2 separate regions of the Homo sapiens genome follow, and region 2 is linked to region 1. Evidence: read pairs that join two places in POLR2A ChIA-PET (ENCODE). Cell type or tissue: OCI-LY7. All regions are shown on one strand. Links, peaks and the distances in the headings refer to the core of each region. The heading gives the core; the rest is flanking DNA.

Region 1 (14,943 bases), core at 5,326-10,325:
GCTGCTGCACTCCAGCCTGGGCAACAGAACAAGACTCTGTCTCTAAATAAATAAATAAATAAATAAATGGTGTGGGCCAGGCATGGTGGCTTACACCTGTAATCCCAGCACTTTGGGAGGCCAAGGCCAGTGGATCATCTGAGGTCAGGAGTTCTAGACCAGCCCGGCCAATACGGTGAAACCCCATTCCTACTAAAAATACAAAAATTAGCTGGACATGATGGCAGGTGCCTGTAATCCCATCTGCTCGGGAAGCTGAGGCATGAAAATCGCTTGAACTTTGGGGGTGGAGGTTGCAGTGAGCTGAGATTGTGCCACTGCCCTCCAGCCAGGGCGACAGAGTGAGAGTCTGTCTCAAAAAAAAAAAAAAAAAAAACAACCAAACAAACAAAAAAACTAATAATGGGTAATGCATTGTTTAGCGTATCTTAGAAATACTAATAATGGCTAATGAGTTGTTTAGGATAGGCTATATCATGCTGCAGTAACAATCTCAAATCCCAGAGGCTTAAAGTCACAAAGGGGTTCATGTCTGTCACCGGCATGCAGAGACCCAGGATCACAGAGCGGCCACCATCCTGCATTTCTGCCATGTTAACAGAGAGAAAGGATCTGGAGGATGCTGCAGGAGCCGCTAAATGATATGGCCCAGAAGTAAGACTCATTGCTGTTCACAACGCATTGGCCAGGACCAGTGATGTGGTCTCGCTCAACCTCAGAAGGACCAGAAGTGCAGTACTACCACGTGCCTGGCACGCCAGAAGCCAGGACAGCACCAAACACTAACCACGCTAACACGTATTGAATGCGTACTAGGAACTGAGTCTTCTTGGTTTTTTGTTTTTGTTTTGAGACCGACTCTTGCTCTGTTGCCCAGGCTTGAGTGCAGTGGCACCATCTCGGCTCACTGCAACCTCAGGTGGATCACCTGAGATCAAGAGTTCGAGACCAGCCTAGCCAACATGGTAAAACCCCGTCTCTACTAAAAATACAAAAATAAGCTGGGCATGGTGGTGCATGCTTCTAGTCCCAGCTACTTGGGAGGCTGAGGCAGGATAATCGCTTGAACCTGGGAGGCAGAGGTTGCAGTGAGCTGAGATCACGCCACTGTACTCCAGCCTGGGGTGGCAAGGGCAAGACTCCATCTCAAAAAAAAAAGAATTTATAAAAAAAGAATGTATCTCATCCTGGCCGGGGGCAGTGGCTCACGTCTGTAATCATAGCACTTTGAGAGGCCAAGGCAGGAGGGTTACTTGAGCCCAGGAATTCAAAACCAGCCTGGGCAACGTAGTGACACCCCATCTCTATTTTCTTTCTTTCTTTTTTTTTTTTTTTGAGACAGAGTTTCACTGTGTCGTCCAGGCTAGAGTGCAGTGGTGTGATCTTGGCTCACTACAACCTCCACCTCCCAGGTTCAAACAATTCTCCTGCCTCAGCCTCCCAAGTAGCTGGGATTACAGGCATGCGCCACCACGCCTGGCTAATTTTTTGTATTTTAGTAGAGACAGGGTTTCACCATGTTGCCCAGGGTGGTCTCGAACTCCTGAGCTCAGGCAATCTGCCCACCTCAGCCTCCTAAAGTGCTAGGATTACAAGAGTGAGCCACTGTGACTGACCTATTTTTCAAAAAAATAAAAATAAAAATAAACTAAGAATAAAAAAAATTTAGGAAGTGGTATGATCAGTACTTTGCAGGCAACCAAGACCAGAAAAGTTCAACACCCTAAGATCCCAGAGCTGAGATCCTAGCCTAGGCTGCAAGACACCATTCTCACAACCCTTGTGGGCATTTGCCCTGTGTTATAAAGCTACCAATTTCTTCTCAACACTCTTCCTTTTTTTAATTTTTTGAGACAGGGTCTTGCTATCACACCCAGGCCGGAGTGCAGTGGTAGGATCATGGCTCACTGCAGCCTCCGTCTCCTGGGTACAAGAGATCCTCCTTCCTCAGCCTGCTGCGTAGCTGGGACTGCAGGCATTGGCCATGTAGCCAGGCATGGTGGCACACGCCTGTAGTCCCAGCTACAGGCTATTTATTTTTTGTAGAATGGTGTCTCACTGTATTGCCCAGGCCAGTCTCAAGGACAGTCTCAAGCTATCCTCCTGACTTGGCCTCCCAAAGTGCCAGGATTACAGGCATGAGCCACCATGCCTGGCCCACTGCTTTTATAAAAAAATTTTTTTAGAGACAGAGTTTTGCTCTCTTGACTAGGCTAGGGCACAGTGGTGCAATCAGAGCTCACTGCAGCATTAATCTCCTGGGCTCAAGCAATCTTCCTGCCCCAGCCTCCCAAAGTGCTGGGACTGTAGGCATGCACCATCACGCCAGCGGCAGTGGAAAAGTTTTGAGGTGGATACAGAAAAAGCTTAGGTTTCCTGGAATTGGTTGTTACTAGAAATAGGGAAGTTAAAAACTCTGCTAGTGAGGACTTTTAGAAGGAAATGAGGAACGTGGTATAGAAAACCTAAATCATCTGGGAGGATGCCTAAATGGTCACAAACAGACTCTTGGTAACAATACAGACGTTAAAGGTGCTGCTGATGAGGGCTCAGAATGTAATGAGGAATATCAGGCCAGGTGGGGTGGCTCATGCCTGTAATCTCAGCACTTTGGGAGGCTGAGGTGGGCGGATTGCTTGAGCTCAGGAATTTGAGACCAGCTTGGGCAACATGGCAAAACCCCGTCTCTACAAAATATATATACAAAAAATTAGCTGGGTGTGTTGGCAAGCGCCTGTAGTCCCAGCTACTCAGGAGCTGAGGCATGAGAATTGCTTGAACTTGGGAGGCGGAGACTGCAGTGAGCCAAGATCGTGCCACTGCACCCCAGCCTCGGCAACAGAGCAAGACTCTGTCTCAAAAAAAATTTTTTTAAATAAAAATAAAAAAATAAAAGAAGGTAACAGGAATGTGTTCTTGGAAACTGGAGAAAGGGGGACCCCATTATGTAGTCTCAGAAATCTTAGCGGGAATGTATCTTTGAATTATATGCAAAGCCAAACTTATAAATTATAAACTTGGATATTTAACTAAGAAGACTTCCAAGCAAAGTATTGAAAGTGAGGCTTGGTTTTTTCTTGCTGCTTATAGTAAATGTAAGAGGAAAGAGATAAATCAGCCAGGCACGGTGGCTCATGCCTATAATCCCAGCACTGTGGGAGGCTGAGTTGGGAGGAATTCAGGAGTTCAAGACCAGCCTGGGCAAAATAGTGAGACCCCTGTCTCTACAAAAAATACACAAATTAGCCAGGCATGGTGGCACATGTCTGTGATCCTAGTTACTTGGGAGGCTGAGGCAAGAGGATCGCTCGAACCAGGGAGGCGGAGGTTGCAGTGAGCTGTGATCATGCCACTGAACTCCAGCCTAGCAAGAGAGTGAGACCCTGTCTCTTAATAAATAAAATAAAAGGGGCCGGGCACGGTGGCTCACGCCTGTAATCCCAGCACTTTGGAAGGCCAAGGCGGGCAGATCACGAGGTCAGGAGATCAAGACCATCCTGGCTAACGCGGTGAAACCCCGTCTCTACTAAAAATACAAAAAAATTAGCCGGGCGTGGTGGCGGGAGTCTGTAGTCCCAGCTACTCGGGAGGCTGAGGCAGGAGAATGGCTTGAACCCAGGAGGCAGAGCTTGCAGTGAGCCGAGATCACGCCACTGCACTCCAGCCTGGGCGACAGAGTCTCACTCCATCTCAAAAAAAAATAATAATAATTAATTGAATTAAATAAATTAAAGGGATAAAATGTTGTGACCAAATGAAATGCAAGCTTGGTTTAATATTTCAAAATAAATCAAGGTAATTCACCATATATATTAGTTTCCCTGGGGTGCCATAGAAAAGTATCGCCAGGGGCTGGGCACAGTGGCTCACACCTATAATCCCAGCACTTTGGGAGGCCGAGGCAGGCAGATCACTTGAGCTCATAAGTTCGAGACCAGCCTTGGCAAAATGGCAAAACCCTGCCTCTACAAAAGATAATATAAAAATTATTTTTTAAAAAATATTACGAACTTGGTGGCTTGAAACAACAGAAACATATTGTCTCAGAGTGCTTGAGGCTAGAAGTCTGAAATCAAGTTGCCGGCAGGGCCACGCTGTCTCTGAAACTCATAGGGGAGGATTCCTTCTTGCTTCTTCCAGCTTCTGGTGTTTGTCTCCTAGGGGGTTCCTGGTTTGTGAACACGTCACCTCAGTCTCTGCCTCTGTCATCACACAGCTGCCTTCTCCTTGTATGTCTGTCTTCACAAGGCATTTCCTTTTTCCTTTTATTTTCTTTTTTGTTTTGAGACAGAGTCTGGCTCTGTTGCCCAGGCTGGAGTGCTGTGGTGCAATCTCGGCTCACTGCAAGCTCCGCATCCTGGGTTCACGCCATTCTCCTGCCTAAGCCTCCCAAGTAGCTGGGACTACAGGCGCCCACCACCATGCCTGGCTAATTTTTTTATTTTTTTTTTGGAAACGGAGTCTCGCTCTGTCGCCCAGGCTGGAGTGCAGTGGCGCGATCTCGGCTCACTGCAAGCTCCGCATCTCTGGTTCATGCCATTCTCCTGCCTCAGCCTCCAGAGTCGCTGGGACTACATGTGCCCGCCACCATGCCCGGCTAATTTTTTGTGTTTTTAGTAGAGATGGGGTTTCACTGTGTTAGCCAGGATGGTCTCGATCTCCTGACCTCATGATCCGCCCGCCTCGGCCTCCCAAAGTGCTGGGATTACAGGCGTGAGCCATCGCACCCGGCCTAATTTTTTGTATTTTAAGTAGAGACGGGGTTTCACCGTGTTAGCCAGGATGGTCTCTATCTCCTGACCTCGTGATCCGCCCGCCTTGGCCTCCCAAAGTGCTGGGATTGACAGGCGTGAGCCACCGCGCCTGGCCAGCATTTTCTTTTTCTTATTTCCTTTTTTTTTCTTTTCGAAACAAGGTCCCCATTTGTCACCCAGGCTGGAGTGCAGCGGCACGATCATGGCTCACTGCAACTTTCTGGACCTGCTGGGCTCAACGGACCCTCCTGTCCCAGCTTCCCACATAGCTGGGACCACAGGTGCGCACCACCATGTCCAACCTATTTTTTTATTTTGATTTTATTTGTTTGTTTGTTTTGAGATGGAGACTCACTCTGTCACCCAGGCTGGAGTGTTGTGACATGATCTCAGCTCACTGCAACCTCTGCCTTTCAAGGATTCAAGTGATTCTCCTGCCTCAGCCTCCCAAGTAGCTGGGACTACAGGCACGTGTCACCACGCCTGGCTAATTTTTCTGTTTTTAGTAGAGACAGGGGTTTCTCCACGCTGGCCAGGCAGGCTAGTCTCAAACTCCTGACTTCAAGTGATCCACCTGCCTTGGCCTCCCAAAGTGCTGGGATTACAGGTGTGAGCCACCATGCCTGGCCTGTTTTTTTATTTTCTGTACAGACAGGGTCTCACTATATTGCCCAGGCTGGTCTTCAACTCCTGGGCTCAAATGATCCTCCTGCCTTGGCCTCCCAAAGTGTTGGGATCACAGGCATGAGCCATCATGCCCAACCATTGAATGCTTTCAATATTTGAATCGAAATACTGAATGTGGCCAGTCACGGTGGTTCACGCCTGTAATCCCAGCACTTTAGGAGGCTAAGGCAGGCAGATCACTTGAGGTCAGGAGTTTGAGACCAGTGTGGCCAACATGGTGAAACACCATCTCTATTAAAAATACAAAAAATTGCACGCTGGGCACGGTGGCTCACGCCTGTAATCCCAGCACTTTGGGAGGCCGAGGTGGGCAGATCACAAGGTCAGGAGATCGAGACCATCCTGGCTAACCTGGTGAAATCCTGTCTCTACTAAAAATACCAAAAACTCGCCAGGCGTGGTGGCTCACGCCTGTAATCCCAGCACTTTGGGAGGCCGAGGTGGGTGGATCACAAGGTCAGGAGATCGAGACCATCCTGGCTAACATGGTGAAACCCCGTCTCTACTAAAAATACAAAAAAGTTAGCCGGGCGTGTTGGCGGGTGCCTGTAGTCCCAGCTATTCGGGAGGCTGAGGCAGGAGAATCATGTGAACCCGGGAGGCAGAGCTTGCAGTGAGCCGAGATCACGCCACTGCACTCCAGCCTGGGTGACAGAGTGAGACTCTGTCTCAAAAAAAAAAAAACAAAACATACAAAATACAAAAAATTAGCCAGGTGTGGTGGCAGGCACCTGTAATCTCAGCTACTCGGGAGGCTGAGGCAGGAGAATCGCTTGAACCCAGGAGGCGGAGGTTACAGTGAGCCAAGACTGCGCCACTGCACTCCAGCCTGGACCAGAGCAAGAGTCCATCTCAAAAAAATAAATAAATAAAAATAAAAATAAAAAATAAATAAATAAAAATAAAATTTAAAAAAAAGGTAATGCCTAATGCTTGGGAACAAGGCCAGATATACAGCGTCTTATCACCCACAGTCAGCACCCTATTGCCGGCCTAGTCGGCACACAGTTGTGGTGTTATGAACTACGTTGTTTTTCGTGCGGGGGCTCTTGGCTCCTAACTCCATGGTCCTTGCTACAGTGTTTTGTGATGATGTTGTCTGTTAGGCCTCGGGCAGCCTCTGACCTTCTCCTGGTCTCCTTTTGCCTGCCCCAGGGCAGGACTCTAACCTTCCCCCACCTTAAGACTGTGGGTCTTAAGACCCTTCCCAGACTGTGTCCAGCCCTATTCCCTGGGGGAAGGAAAGCTGACGTCATGAAGCCTCCATAAAAATCCAAGAGGACTGGGTGGTGGAGCTTCTGGATGCACAACAGAGAAGGTTCCTGGAAAGTGGCACGGGGAGGGGTATGGAAGCTCCACCGCCCCTGCCCCAGACCTGGCCCTAGTCAGCTCTTCATCCATATTTTTTGCAATGTCCTTTTTTTTTTTTTTGAGACAAAGTCTCGCTCTGTTCCCCAGGCTGGAGTGCAGTGGTGCGATCTCGGCTCACCGCAACCTCCGCCTCCTGGGTTCAAGCAATTCGCCACTCCACCCACCCCCCGCCCCATGTAGCTGAGATTACAGGTGCATGCCACCACGGCTAATTTTTGTATTTTCAGTAGAGACTGGATTTCACCATGTTGGCCAGGCTGGTCTCGAACTCCTGACCTCAAGTGATCAGACCACCTCGGCCTCCCAAAGTGCTGGGATTACAGGCATGAGCCACTGCGCCCGGCCCTTTTTTCTTTTTTTTTTTTTTTTTGAGACAGGGTCTCACTCTCTTGCCCAGGCTGGAGTGCAGTGGCGGCATCTCGGCTCACCACAACCTCCACTTCCCAGGCTCAAGCGATTCTCCTGCCTCAGCCTTCCAAGTAGCTGGGATTACAGGTGCCCGCCACCACGTCCAGATAATTTTTGTATTTTTAGTAGAGACAGGGTTTCACCATGTTGCCCAGGCTGGTCTTGAACTCCCAACCTCAAGTGATCTGCCCGCCTTGGCCTCCAAAGTGCTGGGATTACAGGTGTGAGCCACCGTGCCCAGCCCTTTTGCAATATCCTTTCTAATAAACCAGTAAATGTATGCATTTCCTGGAGTGCTGTGAGCCACTCCAGCAAATTAATTGAACCCCAAAAGACGGTCCTGGGAACCTCAACATGAAGCCAGTCAGTCAAAAGTTCGAGAGGCCCAGACTTGTGATCAGGGTCTGGGGGGATAGGTAGTCTTGGGAACTGAGCCCCCAACCTGTGGTATCCAGCTCTATCTCCAGGCAGACAGTCTCAGAGCTGAGTGGAGGACACCCAGCTGTGCCTGCTGCTTGATCTGTGGGAAACCCCCACACATTTGGGCACAGAAGCCTCCCTCTGTGTTGACTGCTGTGGGGGAATGAGAATGCAGGAAAAACATGGTTTTTCCTAAAACAACAGTGAAGCAAGAAAAAGAAAAGAATGCATATGGATAGAAAAGAAGATTAAATCATAACCAATATAATATACACAGAAAATTCCTAGACACCGGGCGCGGTGGCTCACGCCTGTGATCCCAAAACTTTGGGAGGCCGAGGCAGGTGGGTCACTTGAGGTCAGGAATTCAAGACCAGCCTGGCCAACATGGTGAAACCCCGTCTCTACTAAAAATACAAAAAATTAGCCAGGCATGGTGGCAGGCACCTGTAATTGCAGCTACTTGGGAGGCTGAGGCAGGAGAATCGCTTGAGCCAGGGAGGCGAAAGTTGCAGTGAGCAAAGATTGCACTACTGCACTCCAGCCTGGCGACAGAGCGAGACTCTGTCTCAAAAAAAAAAAAAAAAAAAGAAAGAAAGAAAAGAAAAGAAAATTAATTCATAACCAATATCAATATAATAATATACATAGAAAATTCCATCAAATCCAGAAAAGCTACTAGACTAATAATCTGATTTAGCCATATTGTAAGATACAACATCAAATATAAAATTCAATTATATTTCTATATACTAGCGATGTACTATTGGAAAATAAACTTTAAAAAATACCTATATAAAAAGAATAAATAGGCCAGGCGCGGTGGCTCATGCCTGTAATCCCAGCACTTTAGGAGGTCAAGAGGGCAGATCACGAGGTCAGGAGATCAAGACCATCCTGGCTAACACGGTGAAACCCCGTCTCCACTAAAAATACAAAAAATTAGCCGGGCGTGGTGGCAGGCGGCTGTAATACCAGCTACTCAGGAGGCTGAGGCAGGAGAATGGTGTGAACCCAGAAGTCAGAGCTTGCAGTGAGCCAAGATCACACCACTGCACTCCAGCCTGGGCAACAGAGTGACACTCCGTCTCAAAATAAATAAATAAATAAATAAATAAATAAATACCATAGCATTAAAAAACAGGAAATACAGATACTCCGCAGGCTGAGGCACAAGAATTGCTTGAACCCAGGAGATGGAGGTTAAAGTGAGTCAAGATCACGCCACTGCACTCCAGCCTGGGTGACACAGCAAGATTCTGTCTCAAAAAAAAGAAATATTTAAGGACAGATTTTAAAAGATATTACAAGGCCGGGCGTGGTGGCTCAGTCCTGCAATCCCAGCACTTTGAGAAGGAAGGCAGGAGGATGGCTTGAGGCCAGGAGTTCGAGACCAGTGTAGGCAACATAGCAAGACCCTGTCTCTACAAAAAATAAACAAAAATTAAATGGGCATGTCGGCTTGCACCTGTAGTTCCAGCTAGTTGGCAGGCTGAGGTGGGAGGATCGCTTGAGCCTCGGAAGCAAAGGTTGCAGTGAACCAAGATCACACCACTGTACTCCAGCCTGGGTGACAGAGCCATAGGCTGTCTCAGAAAAAAATATATATATATGTATATATAATATATACACATATATAATAAAATAAATTACAAAACATTGCTGAGAGAAACTAAAGATGACAGATATTTACATTGACATATTAGGACGTCAGCTCTTCCCAAATGAATCTATATCCTCAGTGCAGTTCTAGTCCTAATCCTAGCATGATTTTTCCACAGATATTTATGAGCTATAAATTTCATAAAATTGATATAGATAAGCAAATCATCTTGCATAACCAACACAATCTTAGAGAAGGCTGGGTGCGGTGGCTGACGCCTGTGATCCAGCACCTAGGAAGGTCGAAGTAGGAGTATCACTTGACCCAGGAGTTTGAGACAAGCCTGGACAACCATACTGAGACCCCATCTCTACCAAAAATTTAAAAATCAGCTGGGCGTGGTGGAGGACACCTGTAGTCCCAGCTGGAAGGCTGAGGCAGGAGGACTGCTTAAGTCCGGGACATCAAGGCTACTGTGAGCTATAATGGGACCACTGTACTCCAGTGAGAGAGAGAGAGAGAGAGAAAAGGAAGGAAGGAAGGAAGGAAGGAAGGAGGGAAGGAGGGAAAGAAGGAAGGGAAGGAAGAAAAGAAAGAAAGAGAAAGAAAGGAAGGAAGGAAGGCAGGGAGGGAGGGAAAAAGAGAGAGAGAGAAAGAAAGAGAAAGAAAGAAAGAAAAGAAAGAAAGAAAAAAGGGAAAGAAAGGAGAGAGAGAGGGAACAAACTTGGAGAATTCTTACTATCTGATTTCAAGACTTCTAAAGCTGTAGTAAGCTGGGCACAGTGGCTACACCTATAGTCCCAACACTTTGGGAGGCTAAGGTGGGAGGATTGCTTGAGCCCAGGAGTTCTTTTTTGTTTCTTTTAAATTTAAAAAAATAGAGACGGGGGTCTCACTATGTTGCCCAGGCTGGTCTTGAACTCCTGACCTCAAGCAATCCTCCTGCCTCAGCCTCCCAAAGTGCTGGGATTACAGGTGTGAACCACCGTACCCAGCCAAGCCCAGGAGTTTGAGACCAGCCTGGCCAAGATAGTGAGGCCCCCTCTTTACAAAAAATAAAATTTGGCTGGGCGCAGTGGCTCACGCCTATAATCCCAACATTGTGGGAGGCTGAGGCGGGTGGATCCAAGGTCAAGAGATCAAGAACATCCTGGCAAACATGGTGAAATCCCATTTCTACTAAAAATACAAATAGTAGCTGGCCATGGTGGTGTGCGCGCCTGTAGTCCCAGCTACTCGGGAGGCTGAGGCAGGAGGATTGCTTGAGCCCAGCAGTTCAAGGCTGTGGTGAGCCAAGATTACACCACTGCACTCCAGCCTGAGTGGCAGAGTGAGAACCTGTCTCTAAATAAATATGTACATAAAGCAGCAGCAATCAAGATAATGTGGTATTGTCATAGGGAGACACAAATAGATCAATGGAACAGAACAGAAAGCCCAGAAATTAACTCACTCACATATGGTTAATTGATTTTCAATAAACGTGCCAAGGTAATTTAATTGTGTAAAGGATTAATTCAATTAACCTCATTGAATGAATCAATGTCGATTTGAAGAAAAAAATGAACCTCAATTCTTCCCGGATACCATAAACAAATATTAACCCACGTCATAGGTCTAAACATAAAAGTTGGCCAGGCACAGGATTACAGGCTCATGCCCGTAATCCCAGCACTTTGGGAGGCCAAGGCGGGAGGATCACTTGAAACTGGGAGTATGAGACCAGTCTGGGCAACATAGGGAGATCTCATCTCTACAAAAATTTAAAAATTAGCAGGCAGAGGGGCACACACCTGTAGTCTCAGCTACTCGGAAGGCCAAGGAGGGAGGATCCCTTGAGCCCAGGAGTTCCAGACCAGATTGGGCAACATAGGGAGCCTCAGTCTCTACAAATAATTTTTAAAAAGGCTGGGCACAGGCCAGGCACGGTGGCTCATGCCTGTAATCCCAGCTGAGGGGGTCGGATCATGAGGTCAGCAGATCGAGACCATCTTGGCTAACACGGTGAAACCCCGTCTCTACTAAAAATACAAAAAATTAGCCAGGCGTGGTGGCGGGCACCTGTAGTCCCAGCTACTTGGCAGGCTGAGGCAGGAGAATCACTTGAACCCGGGAGGCAGACGTTGCAGTGAGCTGAGATCGCACCACTGGACTCCAGCCAGGGTGACGGAGCGAGACTCCATCTCAAAAAAAAAAAAGTGCTGGGCACAGTGGCTCGCGCCTGTAATCCCAACACTTTGGGAAGCCAAGGCGGGCGGATCACTTGAGGTCAGGAGTTGGAGACCAGCCTGGCAAACACAGTGAAACACTGTCTCTGCTAAAAATACAGAAAAAAAATTAGCTGGGCGTGGTGGTGTGGGCCTGTGGTCTCAGCTACTTGGGGGCTGAGGTGGGAGGATCACGAGCCCAGGAGGCAGAGGTTGCAGTAAGCTGAGATCAAGCCACTGCACTCCAGCCTGGGTGACAGAGAGAGACTCGGTCTCAAAAAACAAAAACAAAAACAATTAGCTGGGTGTGGTGGCACATGTCTGTGGTCCCAGCTACTTGGAGGCTGAGGCAGGAGGATCACCTGATCCCAGAAGTTGAGGCTGCAGTGAGCTATGATTGCACCACTGCACTCCAGCCTAGGCAACAGAGTAAGAGCCCATCTCTGAAAAAAAAAAAAAAAAAAAAAAAAAAAAGACTTGTTCAAGTATTTACACAGCAACTTCATTTACAATAGCCAGAGGTACAATTTGGGAGGCCAAGGTGGATGGATGACCTGACGTCAGGAGTTCGAGGCCAGCCTGTCCAATGTGGTGAAACCCAGTCTCTACTAAGAATACATAAATTACCTGGGTGTGGTTGTGTGCGCCTGTAATCCCAGCTACTTGGGAGGCTGAGGCAGGATAACCATTTGAACCCTGAAGGCGGAGTTTGCAGTGAGCTGAGATCATGCCACTGCACTCCAGCCTGGGCAACAGAGTGAGACTCTGTCTCAAAAGAAAAAAGAAAAAAAAAATAGCCAGATGTTGGAAACAAGCCAGAGGTTCATGAACAGCCAACGGATAAACAAATTGTTCTATGCTCATACAATGGATACTACTCAGCAGTAAAAAGGGGCAAACTACAGACACAGGCAACAAGGAGAAGCCTCTCAAACAGCATGCTAGCCGGGCGTGGTGGCTCACGCCTGTAATCCCAGCACTTTGGGAGGCCTAGGCGAGAACATTGCTTGAGGCCAGGAGTTCGAAACCCGCCTGGGCAACATAGCCAGAGCCCATCTCAATAAAAAAAAGAAAGAAACAATATGCTGAGTGAAAGTAGCCAGGCGCGGTGGCTCACGCCTGTAATCCCAGCACTTCGGGAGGCCGAGGCGGGCGTATCACGAGGTCAGGAGATCTAGACCATCCTGGTTAACACGGTGAAACCCCGTCTCTACTAAAAATAGAAAAAAATTAGCTGGGCGTGGTGGCAGGCGCCTGTAGTCCCAGCCACTTGGGAGGCTGAGGCAGGCGAATGGCGTGAACCTGGGAGGCGGAGCTTGCGGTGAGCCGAGACCGCGGCACTGCACTCCAGCCTGGGCGACAGAGCGAGACTCTGTCTCAAAAAAAAAAAAAAAAAAAAAAAAAATTCTACAGTAGGCAAAACTTGATGGAATTTCAGAAAAATGAATGTTAATTTGTGGTGAAAGAAATCAGAATAATGCCAGCCTGGCCAACATGGTGAAACCCCATCTCTACTAAAATTGCTAAAAATTAGCTGGGCATGGTGTCAGGCGTCTGTCATCCCAGATACTTGAGAGGCTGAGACAGGAGAATTGTTTGAACCCTGGACGCAGAGGTTGCAGTGAGTCAAGATCACACCACTGCACTCCAGCCTGGGTGACAGTGTGAAACTCCATCTCGAGAAAAAAAAAAAAAGGGCTGGGCACGGTGGCTCACACCTGTGATCCCAGCACTTTGGGAGGCTGAGGCAGGCAGATCACCTGAGGTAGGGAATTCGAGACCAGCCTGACCAACATGGAGAAACCCCATATCTACTAAAAATACAAAATTAACCGGGCATGGTGGCGCAGGCCTGTAATCCCAGCTACTCAGAAGGCTGAGGCAGGAGAATCGCTTGAACTGGGTGGCGGAGTTTGCAGTGAGCCGAGATCGTGCCATTTCACTCCAGCCTGGGCAACTTCAGCCTGTCTCAAAAATAACAATAATAACAAATTTTTAAAAAATGCTGGGCGTGGTGGCTCACACCTGTAATCCTAGCACTTTGGGAGGCCAAGGCAGGCAGATCATGAGGTCAGGAGTTTGAAACCAGCCTGCCTAACGCAGTGAAATCCCTTCTCTACTAAAAATACAAAAAATTAGCTGGGCATGGTGGTGCGCACCTGTAAACCCAGCTACTTGGGAGGCTGAGGTAGGAGAATTGCTTGAACCCGGGAGGCGGAGGTTGCAGTGAGCCGAGATTGCGTCACTGCACTCTAGCCTGGCTACAGAGCGAGACTCCTTCTCAAAAAAATAAATAAATAAGCCTGGGCACAGTGGCTCACCCCTGTTATCCCAGCTGTTTGGGAGACCAAGGAGGGCAGATCATTTGAGGTCAGAAGTTCGAGAGTAGCATGGCCAACATGGTGAAACCTCATCTCTACTAAAAAAACAAAAAAATGAGCTGGGCATGGTGATGCATGCCTGTAATCCCAGCTACTCCGGAGCCTGAGGCATGAGAATCGCTTGAACCCAGCAGGCGGAGGTTGCAGTGAGCCGAGACTGCGTTACTACACTCCAGCCTGGGTGACAGACTGAGTCCTTGTCTCAAAAAAAAAAAAGAAAGAAATCAGTATAGCGGTTGCCTATTGTGGAGGAGGGCGTGGGGGAATTTTGCCAGTGACAGAAATGTTCTGTCTCTTGATAAGGGTCACACCACTGTGCGTAGCTGTGAAGATTCTTTAATTTGTAGCATATAAGATCCGTGCATTCCAGCCCGGTGTGACGGGTCATGCCTGTAATCCCCACACTTTCAGAGGCCGAGGCAGGCAGATCACTTGAGGTCAGGAGTTCGAGACCAGCCCGGGCAACACAAGGAGACCCTAAAAAGTAAAACAATTAGTGAGGCGTGATGGCACGCACCTGTGGTCCTAGCTAGTTGGGAGGCTGAGGAGGGAGGATCACTTGAGCTCAGGAGGCAGAGGTAGCAGTGAGCTGTGTAATTGCACCCCTGCACTCCAGCCTGGGTGACAGAGCAAGACCCTGTCACAAAACAAAACAAAAGTCTGTGCATTTCCCTTATGTAAATTACACTTTAATAAAAATCAGTAATACATTTCTAGCCAAAAATCTCCAATGTATTTGGAAATGTAAAATAATCCATAATAAAATTACAGACTATTTGAAATTGACAATGAAAGTTCTACTTATCAGAACTCAAGGGAAGCAGACAGAGAGCAATGCCTGGAGGGAAACGTATAATCTGAAATGCAAATACGAGAAAACATGAAAGATTGAGAATTAATTAGCTCAGGGTCAATTTTAGATGTTAGTTAAAGAATCACAGAGTCAACCCCTTTATTACATTAAAAAAAAAACAAGTATGCAAAAGACCTCTTTTAGCTAATTAGGAATATAAAGGAACTTCCTCAAGCAAATAAAAGGATATCTTGTAAAAAAAAAAAAAAGGGAAAAGAAAAACCCTAGAGCAACCATTATATCAAAAGCTTAAACTTCA
Region 2 (14,943 bases), core at 5,882-10,881, 810 kb before region 1:
TTATTTATTTATTTATTTATTTTTGAGATGGAGTCTCGCTCTGTCACCCAGGCTGGAGTGCAGTGGCGCAATCTCCGCTCACTGCAGGCTCCGCCTCCCGGGTTCCAGCAATCCTCCGACCTCAGTCTCCTGAGTAGCTGGGATTACAGGCGCCCGCCACCACGCCCGGCTAATTTTTGTATTTTTAGTAGAGACGGGGTTTCACCGTGTTAGCCAGGATGGTCTCGATCTGACCTCATGATCCACCCGCTTCAGCCTCCCAAAGTGCTGGGGTTACAGGCGTGAGCCACCGCGCCCGGCCGAACTTTCCTTTAAAAAAACAAAAAAAAAAAAGCCAATACATGTCCCAGGGATTCCAACCCATGTCCTATCGCAGTTCCCAGATGGCATTTCTTTCACTGAGTCGTGCCACAACAAACTCACACCAGATCATGCGTCCTGACTTTTGGCTCAGACATTACAGTCAGGGACAGAGCTTCCCAGGTTGGGTTGGTGCAGTGTGACATTCCCGGGCTGGGGAACCACCAGCATAGGGAGAAGAGGGTGGACTCTCCAGGAGTCCTGACTCCAAGTGCAAATCAGCATTTGTCATCCTGAGGGTTATTTACAGTGGCCATTCGCCATGACCTCTCACGGTTCCGGCTTGACTGGGTGAGCAGAGGGATCTTACCCGGGGGCTTCTGTCCTGCAGGTGCAGACGACACGGCTGGGGCTGGTGCATCTCACCGGCTTCCCGCCTCAGCCTTCCTGCTTAATGCCGGCTACAGGCTGGGACCTGACAAGGAGGGTCTACAGATGGCATGAATGTCCTTACCACATGGTGCTCTTGCTTCCAAGGGGAAGAGGCCCTGGGGACAGTGAGCCATATTTCCGTATAACACAGCATAATAAAAAATACAGGCTGGGTGCAGTGGCTCACACCTGTAATCCCAGCACTCTGGGAGGCCAAGGCGGGAGGATCACGAGGTCAGGAGTTTGAGACCAGGCTGGCCAACATATTGAAACCCCGTCTCTACTAAAAATAGAAAAATTAGCCGGGTGTGGTGGCGGGCATCTATAGTCCCAGCTACTCGGGAGGCTGAGACAGGAGAATCGCCTGAACCCCAGAGTCAGAGGTTGCAGTGAGCCAAGATAATGCCATTGCACTCCAGCCTAGGTGACAGTGAGACACTGTCTCAAAAAAAAAAAAAAAAACCAAAAATAAAAACAAAACAAAAAATGAGCGAGGTGCAGTGGGTCGCACCTGTAACCCCAGCATTTTGGGAGGCTGAGGCAGGGGAATCACTTGAGCCCAGGAGTTTGAGGCCAGCCTGGGTAGCATAGCAAGACCCCATCTCTATTAAAAAATGTATATCCTTATAGATAGATAAGGTTTTTGTTCTGGGTTCCTGGCACCAGGAATTTCCTGAGTGGCAGGAGTGTCTTTTGTTATAACAAGCCACCTATCTGAGTTTCTGCTAATGAGGTGGCTTAGGGTGAAGTCACAGATAGCTCCAGGACAGGGGCTGGTCCCCAGAGGAACCAATCGTATGATTATTGTTCTTATTTTAAATAGAGACAGGGTCTGGCTTTGTCGCCCAGGCTGCGTAATCATGGCTCACTGCAGCCTCGAACTCCTCAGCTCAAGAAAAGCACGTTCCCGTCTCGGCCTCCCAAGTAGCTGGGACCACAGGTGCACACCACCACACTTCCCTGGTTTTGTTTTGTTTTTGAGATGGAGTTTCGCTCTTGTCGCCCAGGCTGGAGTGCAGTGGCGTAATCTCGGCTCACTGCAACCTCCACCACCCGGGTTCAAGAGATTCTCCTGCCTCAGCCTCCTGAGTAGCTGGGATTACAGGCACCCGCCACCACGCCCGGCTAATTTGTGTATGTTTAGTAGAGATGGGGTGTCACCATGTTGGCCAGGCTGGTCTCGAACTCCTGACCTCAGGAGATCCACCTGCCTTGGCCTCCCAAAGTGCTTGGATTACAGGCATGAGCCACTGTGCCCAGCCCCTGATTTATTTATTTTTTTTGGTAGAGATGGAGTCTTGCTAGGTCGCCTTGGCTGGTCTTGAACTCCTGGCCTGAAGCAATCCTCCTGCCTGGGCCTGCCAAAGTGCTGGGATTGCAGGTGAGAGCCACTGTACCCGGTCGCCATGTGATTACTGAGTTGGAACCTTCACTCCACTCCACCTACCCACTCCCGAACTCCAGGGATGGGGAGCTGAAGATAGGGTTAAATCACAACGGCCAGTGGTTTAACCAAGCATGCGTATGTCATGAGACCTGGATACTGAACTCAGAACCACAGGGCTCAGGGAGTTTCTTTTCTCTTTTCTTTTCTTTTCTTTTTTTTTTTTTGAGACAGAGTCTCACTCTGTCACCGAGGCTGGAGTGCAGTGGTGGGATCTCAGCTCACTGCAACCTCTGCCACCCAGGTTCAAGCAATTCTCGTGCCTCAGCCTCCAGAGTAGCTGAGACTACAGGTGCGCACCACCATATCTGGCTAATTTTTGTATTTTTTGTAGAGATGAGGTTTCACCACGTCACCCAGGCTGGCCTTCCAGGTGCACGGGGCTCCTGGATTCAAGCGATCCACTCGCCTCAGCCTCCCAAAGCACTGGAGTTACAGGTGTGAGCCACTGCACCCAGCCACTCAGGGAGCTTCTGAGCTGTATCCTCGTGCCAGTAGGCGAAGCTCCTGGAGAGGGCATGGGTGCCTGTGTGTCCCACTTCCCTGCCTTATGTGGTAAGTCCACATGGCTAGTCCTGAGCTGTACCCCTTATAATAAACTCTAATCACAACTCACAACCCATGAGTTGTCCTGTGATAGCGAATTATCACACTGGATAATGAGTGGGGAGGTCATGGGAAGGCCCACATTTGTCCTCAGCCAAGTGAAGGCCCCCAGACCCCATCCTGAAGCTATCTAGTAGCCTGGGGACCCCTTCTGTGGCTGGCAGCTAAAGTGAGGATAGTGTGGGGGGACCAAGTCCTTAACCTGTGGGTTCCACAGTAACTCCAAGTAGTGACTCGTAGGACACCAGTTGGTGTTGGATGGAGCAGTTTGGAAACAGTCTTTTTGTATTATTTGCAGAGGGATATTTGTGAGCAGTTTAAGGCATATGGTGAACAAGGAAATATCTTCATATAGAAACTAGACGGAAGCATTCTGAGAAATTTCTTTGTGATGTGTGCGTTCATCTCACAGAGTTGAACCTTTCTTTTGATGGAGCAGTTCGGAAACACTCTTTTTGTAGAATCTGCAAATGGATATTTAGAGCGCTTTGAGGACTATGGTGAAAAAGGAAATATCTTCAGATAAAAACTGAAGAGAAGCTTTCTGAGAAACTTCTTTGTGATGTGTGCATTCATCTCACAGAGTTTAACCTTTCTTGGTTAATTTTATGTCAACTTGACGGGGCTAAGGGATGGCAGACAGACGGTATAACAGGTTTTTGTTTGTTTTTTTTTTTTTGAGATAGGGTCTTGCTCTATTGCCCAGGTTGGAGTGCAGTGGTACAATCATAGCTCACTGCAGCCTCGACCTCCTGGGCTCAAGCGATCCTCCCACTTTGGCCTCTTGAGTAGCTGGGACCACAGGCACGCACCACCATGCCTAGCTAATTTTTTGAATACTGTTTTTTTTTTAATTGAGATGGAGTCTCACTACATAGCCCAGATTGGAGTGCAGTGGCACAATCTCGGCTCACTGCAACCTCCGCCTCCCCATTTCAAGCGATTTTCCTCTCTCATCCTCCCGAGTAGCTGGGGTTACAGGTGCATGCCACCACGCCAGGCTAATTTTTGTATTCTTTGTAGAGTAGCTTTTACCATGTTTGCCAGGCTGGTCTTGAACTCCTGACTTCAAGTGATCTGCCTGTGTCAGCCTCCCAAATGCTGGGATTACAGGCGTGAGCCACCGCGCCCAGCCATTTTTTGATACTTTTTTAGAGATGGGGTCTCATTATGTTGCCCAGCTTGGTCTTGACCTCCCAGGCTCAAGCTGTCCTTCTGCCTCAGCCTCCCAAAGTGCTGGGATTACAGGCCCTAGCCACTGCACCTGGCCTAAAACATTCTTTCTTGGGGTGTCCATGAGGGTGTCTCTGGAAGAGATCAACAGTAGATCAGTGGACCCAGTGAAGAGGCGCCCCCCGTCCCCAGTGAGAGCAGGTAACATCCGATCCACGGAGGGTCCAACTGGAACAGAAGGTGGAGGAAGGCTGACTTCTCTCTCTCTCCTTCTCCTGCCCTTGGTCATGAGAGCTGCTGGTTCTTGGGCTTCTGGATCTGGGACTTTCCCCAGTTCCCCCTTGGGCCTTCATCCTCAGACTAGGATTTCCACCATCACCTCCCCTGGCTCTCAGGCCTTTGTGCGCAGGGGAGTTTCATCAGCAGCGTTCTGGGATCTCCGGGTTGCGGACGGACTGCATGAAGCGATTCCTCATAATACGTCTCCCCACATCCCTCTCTCTGCGTCCTCTTGCGTCTGTTTTTCTGGAGACCTCTGACTCATGCAGTTGGTGTTTTGAAAAAACAAACAATTGCCTTTCATGGACCCAACCCTGGACGTCCCATGACATCACCGTCATTGTCCCCTGCTGGCCAAGGCTGTCGTAAGTCGGCCCAGGTTCACGGGGTGAGGGCCCTACTCGGCCTCTTGCTGGAAGAGTGGTGAGGTCACCGTAATGAGAACGTGAGGACAGGAGAGATTGCTACAGCCCTCTCTGGAAAATGCCATGTGTGACATCATGAAAGGTGACGTGGCTGTTGCCCAGGCTGTGGACCGCAAATGTCCGGGAATGAGGCATGTCTCCCGGGTGGTGGACTCCTGGGCGGTTTCAGTCTGGGGCGATTATGAACAAGGCTAGGACAAGCCTGATTTCACCTGCACGCACGTCTATGGGCCACGGTCCTGGCTCTCTGGTCCTCCTGGGAGACCACAATGCTGTTGTATTAGTTTGTTCTCATGCTGCTGAAAAAGACATACCCTGGTTGGGCACAGTGGCTCACGCCTGTAATCCCAGCATTTTGGGAGGCTGAGGCAGGTGGATCACTTGAGGTCAGGAGTTCGAGACCAGCCTGGCCAACATGGTGAAACCCCGTCTCTACTACAAATACAAAAATTAGCCAGGCATGGTGGTGCACACCTGTAATCCCAGCTACTTGGGAGGCTGAGGCAGGAGAATCACTTGAACCTGGGAGGTGGAGGTTACAGTGAGCCGAGATTGTGCCACTGCACTCCAGCCTGGGCGACAGAGTAAGACTCCATCTCAAAAAAAAAAAAAAAGACATACCTGAGTCTGGATAATTTATAAAGAAAAAGAGGTTTAATAAACTCACAGTTTCACGTGTCTGGGGAGGCCTCACAATCATGGCGGAAGGCAGAAGGCGCATCTCACGTGGTGGCAGACAAGAGACAGAATGAGAGTCAGGCCCAAGGGGGTTTCCCCTGATAAAACCATCAGATCTCGTGAGATTTATTCACTACCACGAGAACAGTGTGGGGGAAACCACCTCCGTGATTCAATTACCTCCCACAGGGTCCCTCCCACAACATGGGGAAATTACGGGAGCTACAACTCAAGATGGGATTTGGGTGGGGACACAGCCGAACCGTATTGGCTGTCTCGCCAGGCCCTTTGGAAGAGTCTAATGGAGGAATGTGGAATACCTGACCCAGTGACTGGCACCCAAAAGAAACTCAACCTTGGCAGCTCTTAATTGGCTTCTTGCTGTTGTCTGAGCATGAGGGAAAGGCTGTCACAGAGGGACTTGGGCTTCCCCGGAACAGGTGCCCCAACCCCAGCCCGTGGGTGGAAGATTCTTTGCTGTGGGTCTGTCCTGTGCACGCAGGTGTTGACCAGCCTCCCTGGCTCCCGCTTACTCCACGCCAGCAGCAACTCCCTGTTAGAGAAAAAGAAGACATCATTCAATGATGCTTGTGGAAGATGGGAAGGCAGCCTGGAGCCGTGGGTGATGCCTGTGATCCCAGCCCTTTGGGAGGCTGAGGTGGGAGGATCACTTGAGCTCAGGAGGTCGAGGCTGCAGTGAGTGATGATCATGCTGCTGCACCTTAGCCTGGGCAATAGAGTGAGACCCTGTCTTTCTCAACACAAAATAAAAAACAAAAAAATTAGGCTAGGCATGGTGGCTCACGCCTGTAATCCCAGCACTTTGAGAGGCCAAGGTGGGTGGATCACCTGAGGTCAGGAGTTCGAGACCAGCCTGGCCAACATGGTGAAACCCAGTCTCTACTAAAAATACAAAAAAAGTAGCTGGGTGTGGTGTTGGGCACCTGTAATCCCAGCTACTCAGAAGGCTGAAGCAGGAGAATCGCTTGAATCTGGGAGGCGGAGTTTGCAGTGAGCTGAGATCACGCCATTGCACTCTAGCCTGGGTGACAGAACGAGACTCCGTCTCAAAAAAAAAGCAAAGAAAGAGCCAGAGAAGCCTGATTGGGTTTTGCTCCAGGAGAGAAATTTGGTCACCTCCCCCACCACCGGCATGACAACCAAGGATGCAGGAAGCTGTCCAGGCCGAGGGACCCCCAGAGGCCAGGTCACCACTGGGTGGGAACTACTGTGTTTTTGTTTGTTTTGAGTTTTTTTTTTGGAGACAGGGTCTCGTTCTGGCACCCAGGCTGGAGTGCAATGGCGCCATCGTAGCTCGGCTAATCTTTGCATTTTTAGTAGAGTCGGGGTTTCACCATGTTGGCCGGGCTGGTCTCGAACTCCTGACCTCAGGTGATCTGCCCACCTCGGCCTCCTAAAGTCCTGGGCGTGAGCCATTGCGCCCAGCCGGTCTTTTCATTTGAGAATGCTTTGCAGTTTACAACGAACTTCCCCGTGTCTGGCCCTCAAGTCGATCCTGTTTCTATTTTAGGGATGAGGAGCGGGCTCAAGGGTGGCAGCCGTGCCCTCAGGGCAAGTGGTGAAGCATTGGGAAGTCAGATCCCACCTCCTCCCTCTCCGGGGCTCTTTGTACCTCTCCCAGATTTGACATGCACAGGGACCCCTTTTCCCTCTGCTCCCTGCACAGGCAGAGGTCCCCCGCCATCCCAACAGCCCCAGCCCATCACTGCTTCCTGGGAGGAGCCTGAACACTGGGACCCAGCCAGGGGGCCCCCACACTCCTGGGAGGGCCTTTGTTCAGGTGGAGCCTTCCAAGGGCACAGGACTGAGCCTGCCGCACCCAAGACAGCCCTGAGCATGCAGGCGGACCAGGTCGAGGTGTGGCCCTGCCTCTGCCGAGAGAGTCACATCCCCTCTCCTCCTCACGGGGGCAGGGAGTGCTGGAGACGAAGGGGTGCCGCTGAGCCCTGCCGTCCTGCAGAGAAGCATGCATCGTGTGTGGCGGTCAGCAAGCACCTGCCTGCAGAGGCTGCCCCTTCCCGAGGCGTGGGGTGCAGACACTGGGCCCCCTTTAGCTCCCGGGGAGCCACGCTGAACTTCCCGAGCTCGGGGTGGGATGTGGCCGGGGGTCCTGAAGTCCAGCCTGTTCCGGGCTCCAGTCTCCACTTTTCTGGGATCTGAGTCCCTGGGGGAGAGCCTGTGGGCATCCTGAGGGTAGAACTGTTGGGGCCACCTCTCACACGCCATGCTCAGGGCTCCTGCCTGTCTTCTCCCTGCAGTAGAATTGATCCTGGTGGTCTCCGTGTCCCTTCCTTTCCCCGACCTCAGCCGGGGCCACCTGAGTCCCCCGGGTTACCCTGCATACCTCCAACTCTCAGGAAGAAGCGAGGGTAGGAGGGACCCCACCCCTCCCGGGGCGCCCCGGGCTCATGGTGCAACTGGACTCGTCTCCCTGCAAGAACCAGCCCTGCACCGCTGGGGTCCTGGGGCAGACCCCGCTCTGTACCCCAGTCCCAGAGCCCCGGCTGCCACACCGCTCTTCCCGGGGCAAACAGGGACAGCCTATCCGGGCGTAACTAAGGCTGCCTCTGCCATAAAGCCGTAATCACAGGGACATTCACCAAGGCATGGGGCAAAGGTCTGCATGGCCCCTTAGAACCTGAACCCACACAACCACCCCACGAGGCAGCCATTCTTTCCTCTATCTCACTTTACATTGAATTGTATAGTTTTGAATATGTGGCCTGACGACAGCCAAAAGAACATAAAACGGGTTTTCCAGAGAAGTCTGGTTTCTCACCCTGCCCCGTCCACCCCGCCAAAGGCACCTGTTTCTACTGGCTTTTCTTTTTATTTTTTAGAGACAGGGTCTCGCTCTCTTGCCCAGGCTGGAGTGTAACGGCACAATCTTAGCTCACTGCAGCCTCAAACCCCTGGGTTCAAGCGATCCTCCCACCGCAGCCTCTTGAGTAGCTGGAACTACAGGTGTGCACCATAGGGCCCTGCTAATTTTTTTTTAATTTTTTTGAAACTGAGTCTTACTCTATCACCCAGGCTGGAGTGCAATGGCGCTATCTCAGCTCATTGCAACCTCCTCCTGGGTTCATGTGATTCTCCTGCCTCAGCCTCCTGATTAGCTGAGATTACAGGTACCTGCCACCACGCCTGGCTAGTTTTTTATATTTTTAGTGGAGACAGGTTTCACCATGTTGGCCAGGCTGGTCTTGAACACCTGAGCTCAAGTGATCTGCCTGCCTCAGCCTCCCAAAGTGCTGGGATTACAGGCATGAGCCTAGCTATTTCATATTTTGTAGAGACAGGGTCTTGTTCTGTTGCCCAGGCTGGCCTTGAACTCCTGGGCTCAAGCGATCCTCACACTTCAGCCTCCCAAGCAGCTAGGACTACAAGCATGTGCCACTATGTCTGGCTAATTTTAAAACTTTTTGTAGATATGAGGTCTTGCCACATTGCCTAGTCTGGTGTTGAACTCCTAGCCCCAAGCAATCCTCCTGCCGTGGCCTCTCAAAGTGCTGGGATTACAGGCGTGAACCACTGTGCCCGGCCTCTATTAGCTTCTTCTTTTTTTTTTTTTTTTGAGACAGAGTCTCGCTCTGTCGCCCAGGCTGGAGTGCAGTGGCGCGATCTCGGCTCACTGCAAGCTCCACCTCCCAGGTTCACGTCTTTCTCCTGCCTCAGCCTCCCGAGTAGTTAGGACTACAGGCGCCCACCACGCCCGGCCAATTTTTTTGTATTTTTAGTAGAGACGGGGTTTCACTGTGTAAGCCAGGATGGTCTCAATCTCCTGACCTCGTGATCCACTCACCTCGGCCTCCCAAAGTGCTGGGATTACAGGCGTGAGCCACTGCACCTGGCCCGGCCTCTATTAGCTTCTTGTTCATCCCTCCAGTCTTCCTTGTACTGGTGCAAACACGAATCTACATTTTTCTCTCCTGCCCTTTCTTACACTCAAGGTAGCATATTATACACCAGTTCTGCACCTTGCTTTTTCATTAACAATGTACCCCAGAAGACCTTCCAAATCAGCACGCAGAGGTCTTCTGCTTTCTTTTTCATAGCTGCATAGTACTCTGCTCTGTGGCTTGCTAAGTGACTTAGCTAGGCCCTCAACAATGGCAGCTTGGCTGTTTTCAGTCGGTCACAATGACCATCGATGTCACCGTGGTGATCCTTGCACCTGTCCCTTTTACATATGAACAAGCAGGTGAATGGCACAAGTTTCAGAAACGGGATTTCTGAGGCTGAGTGCTGTAGCTCACACCTGTAATCCCAGCACTTTGGGAGGCCAAGGCAGGAAGATGGTTTGAGCCCAGGAGTTCAAGACCATCCTGGGCAACATAGCGAGACCCTGTCTCTATGAAAAAAATATAAAAATTAGCTGGATGTGGTGGCACACACCAGTGGCCCCAGCTACTCAGGAGGCTGAGGCTAGAGGATCACTTCAGCCTGGAAGTTCAAGACTGCAGTGAGCTAGGATTGCACTACTGTACTCCAGCCTGAGCAGAAGAGACTTTGTCTCAAAAGAAAAAAGAAGAAGGAGGAGGAGAAGGAGAGGGAGGAGGAGTGAGAGGAGAAGGAGAAGAGGGGAGGGGAGGAGGAGAAGAAGAAGAAGAAGGGGGGGGAAAGGAGGAGAAAGGAGAGGGAGGAGGAGTGAGAGGAGAAGGAGAAGAGGGGAGGGGAGGAGGAGAAGAAGAAGAAGAAGGGGGGGGAAAGGAGGAGAAGGAGAGGGAGGAGGAGTGAGAGGAGAAGGAGAAGAGGGGAGGGGAGGGGAGGAGGAGGAGAAGAAGAAGAAGGGGGAGGAGAAAGGAGAAGAAGGGGGAGGAGAAAGGAGGAGAAGGAGAGGGAGGAGGAGTGAAAGGAGAAGGAGAAGAGGGGAGGGGAGGAGGAGAAGAAGAAGGAGGAGGAGAAAGAAGAAAAAGAGGAGGAAGAGGAAAAAGGAGGAAGAGGAAGAAGGAGGGGGAGGAGGAAAAGAAAGAAAAAGGAGGAAGAGGGGGAAGAAGAGGAAGAGGGAGGAGGAGGAGGAGGAGAAGGAGGAGGAGGAGAAGGACAAAGAAGTAGTGGGATTGCTGGGTTCTAGCACAAATCGGGGCCATGGTCTCATGGACAGTGTGGCCAGACTCCTTCCCTGGGGCTCCGCTGCCTGGCCCCTCCACCAGCAATGCGTCCAAGGGCTCGCTCCCTGAGCCGTGCCTTTGGGGCACGAGATCTGATTTGGGGATTCGCCTGGACAAGAAGCAGAACGGCAATGTCTTTCTCTGATGTGCATTTCTCTGATTACAGACACCTTTTCACATGTTTGTCCTGTGGATTTCTTTTTCCGTGGATGATCTATTCACCTCCTTTGCCTTCTTTTATTGGTTGTGTTCTTTCATACACGTTTAGGAGCCCTTTGCCTGGTAGATCTGAGTTGCAAGTATTTTTCCTAGTGTGTGCTTTGTGTTGTGACTTTACTTCCGAGGATTTTTGCCTTGAATCTGTTTTGTGGTATTTAGATTTTTAATCATGATTAGAGTAACCTTTTTCCACTCTGAAGTTATAAAGAAAGTTACATATGTTTTCTTCAAGGCTGGGCACAGTTGCTCATGCCTGTAATCCCAGCTCTTTGGGAGGCTGAAGCAGATGGATTGCTTGAGCCCAGGAGTTCAAGAACAGCCTAAGCAGCCTAGTGAGACCCTATCTCTATTTAAAAATATAAAAGTTAGCTGGGCATGATGGTGCATGCCTGTAGTCCCAGCTACTTGGGAGGCTGAGGCAGGAGGATTGCTTGAGCCCAGGAGGTCCGGGCTGCAGTGAGCCAGGATCGTGCCACTGCCCGCCAGCTTGGGTGGCAGAATGAGATCCTGTTTCAAAACACACACACACACACACACACACACACACACACACACACACACACACACACTTTTTCTTTTTTTGGAGACAGAGTTTTGCTCTTGTTTCCCAGGCTGGAGTACAATGGTGCAATCTCGGCTCACTGAAGCCTCCGCCTCCTGGGTTCAAGTGGTTCTCCTGCCTCAGGCTCCCGAGTAGCTGGGACTACAGGCGTGAGTCACCACATCTGGCTAATTTTGTATTTTTAGTAGACATGGGGTTTCTCCATGTTGGTCAGGATGCTCTTGAACTCCCGACCTCAGGTGATCTGCCCGTCTCAGCCTCCCAAAGTGCTGGGATTATAGGCATGCGCCACCACACTCAGCTAATTTTGTATTTTTAGTAGAGACAGGGTTTCTCCATGTTGGTCAGGCTGGTCTTGAACTCCTGACCTCAGGTGATCCACCCACCTTAGCTTCCCAAAGTGCTGGGATTACAGGCGTGAGCCAGCTTGCCCAGCCAGAACTTAACATTTTTTTACAAAAGGAACTACTAAATGATGAAAAATTTCTGGAGATGGATGATGGCAATGTTTGTACCACAACGTGAATGTACTTAACGCCACCGAACCGTACACTTAGAATGGTTAACTTGGCCTAGTGTGATGGCCACCATGCCCAGCCTATTCACCTAATCACACCTGTGATCTTAGCACTTTGGGAGGCTGAGGTAGGAGGATTGCTTGAGGCCAGGAGTTCAAGACCAACCTGACCAACGTAGCAAGACCCTATCTCTGAAAAAATATTTTTTTAACTTAAAAAAAATGGTTAAAATGGTAAATTCTATGTGATGTTTACTTTACCACAATAAAAAGTAAACTTTGGCTAGGCACAGTGGCTCATGCGTGTAATCCCAACACGTTGAGAGGACGAGGCGGGAGGATCACTTGAGCCCAGGAGTTCAAGACCAGCCTAGGCAACAGAGCAAGATCCTGTCTCTACAAAAAAAAACAAAGAAAATTAGCCAAGCGTGGTAGCACCAGCCCTTGGTCCCAGCTACTTAGGAGGCTGAGGTGGGAGGATCACTTGAACCTGGGAGGTGGAGGCTACAGGGAACTGTGATTGCACCAGTGAACTCCAGTTTGGGCGACAGTGAGATGTTGTCTCATAAAACAAACATAAATAAATAATTCAAAATTTTAAAAATTAGGCTGGATGCAGTGGCTCACGCCTGTAATCCCAGCACTTTGGGAGGCCAGGGCGGGTGGATCACCTGAGGTCAGGGGTTCGAGACCAGCCTGGCCAACATGGTGAAACCGTCTCTACGAAAAATACAAAAATCAGCCGGTGTGGTGGCGCACGCCTGTAATCCCAGCACTTTGGGAGGCCGAGGCAGGCAGATCACAAGGTCAAGAGATTGAGACCATCCTGGCTAACATGGTGAAACCCGTCTCTACTAAAAATACAAAAAAAAAAAAAATTAGCCGGGCGTGGTGGCAGGCATCTGTAGTCCCAGCTACTCAGGAGGCTGAGGCAGAAGAATTGTTTAAATCTGGGAGGCGGAGCTTGCAGTGATCCGAGATCGTGCTACTGCACTCCAGCCTGGCAACAGAGTGAGACTCCATCTCAAAACAGCAACAAGAACAAAAACAAAATTTAACCAGACGTGGTGGTGGGCACCTGTGATCCCAGCTACTCGAGGGGGCTGAGGCAGGAGAATCACTTGAACCTGGGAGGCGGAGGCTGCAGTGAGCCGAGATGGTGCCACTGCACTCCAGCCTGGACGACAGAGTGAGACTCCATCTCAGAAATAAATAAATACAAATTAAAAAATTAAAGAGATAATAAAAGTGTGTGATTAGTAACAAAAGCCTGCTATGGAAAGAATGCATTTGGGTTAGAGGAGCGACACCATGAGTAACGTAAAGAGTCCCGCGGAGATGGCCACAGCTTCTCTGGAGGCTCCCAGCGCATCCCAGGACCCCGAGTGCAGAGTGTGGGCCAGGACAAGGGAAGCACCTTTCCCATCCCCGGGGGATGTCTTTCTGCAAACATCCTGGGGACGTGGGACATTGTCGCTACTGCTGCTGTTGAGTTATTTCTTGGCACCTGTTTCTGCGGCCAGGTTGCAGGCATCACTGTGGCTAGCTGCCCCAGACGGCCGTGTGGGCCTTAGCAAGGAGGGGCCTCCCAGGTGGCCAGTGCAGAACCCGCAAGTGGGGGGGAGAGATGGCCCGGGAGGCTGCCCCCGCGCTCCACAGCAAGAGGCCACTGGGCTGCTGCCTAAATCCCCAGCCACATGGTGGTAAGGACGACACCCAGAAGATGCACAGACCTCCCTGCACTGGCTCCTGAGTCCCACCTGAGCCGAGAAAACAGGCTCCCGGGTCCCACCTGAGCTGAGAAAACAGGCTTCCCAGAACCCCGGGCAGATGCCATGGGTGTCCTGGGGGGCCCTCGGTTGCCCAGGCCTGAAACTCCTCTTCCTGCAGCGCTCAGAGGGGGGCGGGACTTGGGGACCCAGAAGCGTGGCAAGGGGCTCCAGACGGATCCCCTCTCCAGCCTGTCCTCCACCTGTGACAGGAAGCAGAGGCAGCTCCCTCAGGGGCCCGCCCCCACCTGAGGATCCCTCACAGGACTCCTTGGGCCAGTGGTGCCCTAACCCCATCCTGGGCCTGCTGTGTCCCCTGGCAACCACCAGCTGGGGCTTTAGAAGGGGGCTGGCCCCACCCACAGAGGCTGTGATCACTAGCCGCTTATCCCCATTTTTACATTGCTGGTTTGCTTGTTTTGTTTTTTTGAGACAGGGTCTCACCTTGTCACCCAGGCTAGAGTGCAGTGATGAAATCATGGCAGCCTCCACCTTCCAGGTTCAAGCCATCCTCCTGCCTCAGCCTCCTGAATATCTGGGGCCGCAGGCACATACCACCACGCCCGACTAATTTTTGTAATTTTTTTGTAGAGATGGGGGTCTCACTGTGTTGTCCAGGCTGGTCTGGAACTCCTGGGCTCAAGCGATCCTCCTGCTTTGGCCTCCCAAAGTGCTGGGATTACAGGCATGAGCCACCGTTCCCAGCTGGCCTTAATGTTTTTTATGTTTATAGAGACAGAGAATGGGGGAAGGGAGGTTTCGCTATGTTGCCCAGGCTGGTCTTGAACTCCCGGCCTCCAGAGATCTTCCCGCAGGGCCTCCCAAAGCGCGGGGATTGCAGGTGCGCGCGGGGCCAGCGGCCCCCCGGGCGGGAGAGGAGGGCGTGGCCGGGGGGCGTGGCCGCGGGGCGGGGAGGGGGCGTGGCCCGGGGGGCAGGGCGGTGTGACGCGCGCGCCGCGGATCCCGGAAGCGGTGTCAGATGCTGGGGAGCCGGGCGGGCGGGTGCGGTGGCGGCGGGCGGCGCGGGGGCACTTGTTGTTCTTCGCGAAGTCGGAGCCCGAGCGCCAGGCGGCGGCGGCGGCCGAGGGGAGCGCGACAGTGAGCGCCGGCGCGAGGACAGCGCGTGCCCGCGAGGAGCCGCCGCGCGCCCGCGCCCTCCGCGCGACGCCAGGTGAGGGGCGGTGGGGCAGCGGGGCCCGGGCCGCGGCGGGGACGGGGACCGGGGCGCGGGGCCGGGGCTACCTGGCCGCTGAGTCACGGCCGCCTGGGGGCGCGGGCCGAGGGTGGCGGGGTTGGGTGCGCGGGGCCCGAGACCCTCATGCGGCCCGCGGCGCGGCCCGGGCACCTGCCCAGGTGGGCCCCGCCCCGCAGGCCCGGGGGCTTCCCCGGGACGCGAGGCTCTCTCCC

Evidence for each region. ChIA-PET counts read pairs that join two places held together with the same protein. Peaks named below come from ENCODE experiments on the same cell type or tissue, not always from the same donor. Only the 100,000 strongest peaks of a DNase experiment are listed, where the experiment ranks them.
Region 2: POLR2A ChIA-PET joins it to region 1 with 10 read pairs; 2 of 35 experiments call an interaction of 5 or more read pairs at or near these places.

Annotation. Positions count from the first base shown.
Region 1 is chr7:2,322,974-2,337,916 of GRCh38, forward strand. It overlaps a transcript of SNX8 not described here. Among named protein-coding and RNA genes, the nearest start is that of SNX8, 16 kb to the left of the region's middle. In OCI-LY7, for the core only: no CTCF peak of the experiment used is centred there; no DNase peak of the experiment used is centred there.
Region 2 is chr7:1,516,192-1,531,134 of GRCh38, forward strand. LOC124901572 (a long non-coding RNA gene) reads right to left here and starts at 9,418. Exons shown (of 2, transcript XR_007060187.1): 1 at 9,161-9,418; 2 at 5,448-5,890. It overlaps MAFK (MAF bZIP transcription factor K), which reads left to right and starts at 14,511. Exons shown (of 3, transcript NM_002360.4): 1 at 14,511-14,707. RefSeq lists enhancers at 4,319-4,857, 4,342-4,636, 7,228-7,950 and a silencer at 14,341-14,610. In OCI-LY7, for the core only: no CTCF peak of the experiment used is centred there; no DNase peak of the experiment used is centred there.